Linked DNA regions of Homo sapiens: region 1 is linked to region 2. Evidence: chromatin loops called from intact Hi-C (ENCODE). Cell type or tissue: heart left ventricle. All regions are shown on one strand.

Evidence for each region. Hi-C counts contacts between places; a loop is a spot of excess contacts. Peaks named below come from ENCODE experiments on the same cell type or tissue, not always from the same donor. Only the 100,000 strongest peaks of a DNase experiment are listed, where the experiment ranks them.
Region 1: a loop joins it to region 2, with 9 times the contacts of the local background. A loop is called at or near these places in 12 of 110 quality-filtered maps.

The regions. Positions count from the first base shown.
Region 1 is chr7:141,365,519-141,368,018 of GRCh38, reverse strand. All of the region lies in intron 2 of TMEM178B (transmembrane protein 178B), which reads right to left. LOC124901760 (a long non-coding RNA gene) reads right to left here and starts at 884. Exons shown (of 2, transcript XR_007060563.1): 1 at 826-884. In heart left ventricle, no CTCF peak of the experiment used is centred here; no DNase peak of the experiment used is centred here; H3K27ac peaks cover 1,908 bases.
Region 2 is chr7:141,300,309-141,302,808 of GRCh38, reverse strand. The region is part of intron 2 of TMEM178B (transmembrane protein 178B); the gene reads right to left. Among named protein-coding and RNA genes, the nearest start is that of TMEM178B, 230 kb to the right of the region's middle. In heart left ventricle, no CTCF peak of the experiment used is centred here; no DNase peak of the experiment used is centred here; H3K27ac peaks cover 1,987 bases.

The DNA.
Region 1 (2,500 bases), 65 kb before region 2:
CATGTGCCTGCTCTTCCAGAATAAGCATGGCCTCTGCCTCCTTCTCTTGGGTCTTGGGCCTTTCAGCCTTTATGCTCTCCAGCTCCCAAGTCCTGTCTTCAGAGCTTCAGACGCTCCAAGGTCGACCTGCTCTAAAGGTCTTTGCATTCGTGCTTTCCTCTGCTTGGAACCCCATCCTCTCCACCTTCCCTTGGTTAACCACCTCTCAGCTCTCAGCTCAAGGTCCCTGTCCCATAGGAAACCCCTCAGTCTCCTCCCTCTGCTTCCCAAGAGAGGAGGTCGGGTTATACTCCACAGTGTTCAGCATAGCCTGAAATTATACCTTGTTTCTATAATTATTTGTGTATTGACCAATAAGATCTTGCAGTTTTAAGAAAATGTTTTATCTCACATTATACTCCCAGGACCCAGCATCATGCCTGGGTCCTAACAGGAGCTCAAAGGGTAATTGTCAGCTGGGCGCAGTGGCTTATGCCAGCACTTTGGGAGGCCAAGGCAGGCAGATCACATGAGGTCTGGAGTTCCAGACCAGCCTGGCTAACAGGGCGAAACCCCATCTCTACTAAAAATACAAAAATTAGCCAGGTGTAGTGGCACATGCCTGTAATCCCAGGTACTCAAGAGGCTGAGGCACAAGAATCGCTTGAGCTTGAACCCAGGAGGCAGAGGTTACAGTGAATCGAGATCATGTCACTGCACTCAAGCCTGGGTAACAGAATGAGATTTAGTCTCAAAAGAAAAAAAAAAAAGGTAATTGCTGAACCAGTGAATGGAGTACCTTCCCACCCTGTTATCAAATAATTGGTTTGTAAAAGAAATTCCTACCTTTCGAGAAGGACAGAAAGAGTCCCTTCCTCCCTCTGCTGGTCCACTGGGCTGGTGCTGTCTTCACAGGCCCTGGCCACCCACCCCTGCCCCCCCCACCCCTCCCCCCTGCTGTCATGTGGCTCCCCCTGAATGGCAGCAGCACAATCCCTCAACAAACAACGGAGGGACATAAATAAGCAGCTGTCCATCAAGGAGCAGCTCCACCACCCAGACCCTCCACATTCAATTTAGCATCAGCAGTCTCCTTTAGGGAGCCAGGAGATTGAATAGTTTTCAGGTCCATAAAACAGATTATAAACTGTCACAGAAGAGTTGCAGGGTATACTGTGGGCCGGAGAGCCTGAGCAGCCCCTAGAATGAAATTAACCAGAGGTTAGCCAAGGAGCCCATCCAAATCGGATGAAGGAAAGGACGTGAGTGGGAGAGGGGAGGGACATCTACATTCTGGAAAGGAAGCAGAAGTGAAGAAGAAAAGCAGAAGGAAAATGGGGCAGAAAAGTAGAGAGGGAAATGGCCGTTAAAGAAAAGTTATAGAAAACTAAACAAAATGGCCCCATAAAGAGGATAAGAAGAAATCCAAAGACAGACAAGAAAGGGCAGCTGGGAAGACAAAGAGGTCGAAATGCCAAGAATGCAAAGAAGCCCCTCCCCAAAGCAAATGATCCCTGAGCACATACAGACCAGACATGCACGTTTTTAAACCTTCAGAAACAAAGAGGCCTTAAACACAAGGAAATGTATCCTTTGGTCTAACAGGCAACCAAGTCAGGGAGTCAGCATGGATTTGAAAAGCAAAATTCCTTGAAACAAATTTGTCGTGACCCTTGCATAGCGTTTATTTTCTTTGGGAGGGAAAACAAAACATTCATTTCCCTTTCGAGCCAGAAGTCACAGACATGCTTTCAGGAGAGGGAGTGGTCAGGAGAGGAAAAATGAGAAGTGTGTCAAAGGATCCCATCAGCAGGCTCTTTGGTCTCCAGGGATCCAGTAAACAGGTTATTAATAATAAATGCTACAAGCTTTTATTTTTATGATAGCTCCAAAGGAACGCACATGCTCAGCAGTCATCATCTCTGACCTTACCACATCCCTTCCAGGGTGAGAACAAGCACTAATACAGCCATAAAGGCGCTCTATGCTTTATAGAAACGTTTCTCCCAACATTATTGCATTTGATCTGCTCCAAGAGATGGGAGAGGCAGACAAAAGATGGAAGTGACATTCTGAGGGTTAAACGACTTGCCTGAGATCACTGTTGCAGGGTGAATTGTATCCCCAAAAAAGATACACTGAAGTCCTAATTCCTAGAACCTGTGACGGTGACCTTATTTGGAAAGAGGTAATTAGGATGTCAGGTAATTTTTGTAGAGGTAATTAGGATGTCAGGTAAGACGAGGTCATACTAGAGTTGTGTAGGCCCTTAATCCAATATGACTGGTATCTTTATAAGAAGACAAGAGACACAGACAGACACCTGCAGACAGAATGTCATGTGAAGACACGGGCACACAGTGAGCAGACAGCCATGTGATGGAAGAAAGGCAGAGATTGGAGATATGCTGTAAGCCAGGCCAGTCCATTTATCTTCCACTGAAAACAGAAACTTATGGTGACATTGATTTAGCTCTGTGTCAAGATCTTTACATACATTTCCTCTAGTCCTGAGAACATC
Region 2 (2,500 bases):
AAATCTTTTCTAATTCTGTGTACACAGTGTTCCCAGGGAGGTAGTTAACACTCATGGAAAGAGCACTGGAGTGGGACAGTAGTAGATAAGTTTTGTTGGCACCTTGCAGCCTGCCAAGACTTTTTTTTCTACTGTGGTAAAATATACATAACAGCAAATTTGCCATCTCAACCATGTTTTTAGGTGTACAGTTCAGTAGCATTGAGTACATTCACTTTGTTGTGAAACCATCACTACCATCCATCTCCAGAACTTTTCATCTTCCCAAACTGAAACTCTGTACCCATTAAACAATAACTGCCCATTCCCTCTTTCCCCCAGCCAATGGCAACTACCATTCTACTTTCTGTTTTTATGAATTTGACTACTTATATAAGTGACTACTCAAAGTCAATTTGACTACTCATATAACTATGCATACTCATATAAGTGGACTACTCACATAATTGGAATCATACAATATTTGTCCTTTTGTGACTAATTTATGTCACTTAGCATCATGTCCTCAAGGTTCATCCATGTTGGAGCATGCATCATAATTTCCTTCCTTTTTAAGACTGAATAATGGACCATTGTATGGATACACCACATTGTTTTATCCGTTCATCTGAATCTTTGCATTTTAAAATTAAAGACTAGTAGTTATAAAACCTTGTTTTCGTTATGATAACATAGACATAGCACCTCACCATTTTCAGTGTACAGTTCAGTGGCATTTAGTACATTTGCCATCACCATCAGCCATCTCCAGAAGTTTTTGTCTCCCCAAACTGAAACTCCACATCCATTAAACATTAACTCCCCACTCCTCCTTCCCCCAACCCCTGGCAACCACACCTGCCCAGACTTTTTACTGTACCCAGCCTCAACTTCTTCGTCTGAACAATGGATGCTGTCATCACAGCCTCGAACCCAGGAGTTGTTTGGGTGCTCACTGCGTCATTTCCATTCAGCTCAGGACTCTCTTCTCTGTGGGATGAGGGCCCCCCGGGGCTCCCTTGAGTTCTTTCTGCACTGGTGCTCACAAGCAGTCTGTTGGTGGCTGCTGGATTTGGAGGACATCTGGGAACACGCACAGGTCCCACACACCACAGGAAAAGAGGCCAACACTTCCCACATGGCAAGGAGTGGAGTTGTTCCTGACCTTCACACACACCTACGAAACACTGCTCTTGGAATAATTAAACACACTTAGCTCGAGATTGGAAAACCAGGCACAACAGGAACGATCTAAATTTAAGTCCCCATTTGGCTTTCTTTCCATCACAATCTTTCTGCACCTGAACAAAAAGAGAACATGTTGCTGGTTTTGATTACTCATTATCTCCTACAAGAGAAAAAAAAAATTTACAAATATCACCCACCCAGCAGTAGAACATAAACACGTAAAACTACCTCTCCTTAAAGAGAAGAAAAATAAGTCCCTATTCAAATTAAGAATCTCACTTTTGGTAAAAGAACCAGTTTCAACTTTATATATTGTGCATGTTTATTAAAGTATAACAAAGAAGAGAAATTTCACGTAATTAGCCACCAGAGGATACCCACACAACCCCATAAACGTAACAGAAGCATATTGACAGTGGCATAAAAGGAAATGCTAATTAAATCCCAATTTCCTCCAAATACTGCCAGGTCTTTCAGGTATAAGCTCACTTCCTGGGTGGTGGAGCATTCTTTCTAACGTACCCACATTTCAGAGTAAGGTGCTGCGGTACTCAGAAGGATCTGGAACAAAGCCTTTTGAGCAGAGTTAAGTGTTCCTCTGCAGTTGGGAAGTACCTTGCACCACCCAGGAAAGTGGACTGGAAGCCAAAGAGAGATGTGGGGGAAGGGGACTTATTCAGGAGAGGCAGACAGGGCCAGCTGGGGAATTTTCTAGAAACACAGAAATGCAATACAAAACTAAGAATTGTGAGTTGGAAAGAAAATAAAATTAAGAAGGGTAAACAGAGATGAACATAGAAAGAGAAAAGAGGAAAGAGGGAAGGATGGGAATGGGGTCTGGCAACGGGAAGAAGTAGTGGGGTGGTGGCATTGGGAGAAAAGCTGGAAGGGACAGGACACTGGGATTCTGTGCTATCCTGTGTAGGTCAACAACCTTGATAAATGTTGGAAATAAAAGCTTTCCCCCACTCTCCAGGTTGTTACTTAGCTACACTTTGAAATCAGCCACAAATGATGAGAGATGGGAGGATCCGAGAAACTAAGAGGTGGAAGGAGAAGAAGCAGAAGAAGGGATCCAAGCTCGCGGAGAGGAGAAACAAAGGTTCTCACTCTCCTCCATTGTTTCATCAGAGAGAGGGGTGGATTGGGACAGGAAGGCACCTGAACTCTTTTTCTAGTGGACCAGGTGTGTGGCCCATCCTCCCTCACTTTCTCATTCATCTCTCCCACACTGAGAGCTCATCAAATAGCCTTTCTTCCTGAGGACTACCATTGCTTGATCACAGATACATGAGTCCCATGAGGACATGTCCTACAAGCAGCTGAACAGAAG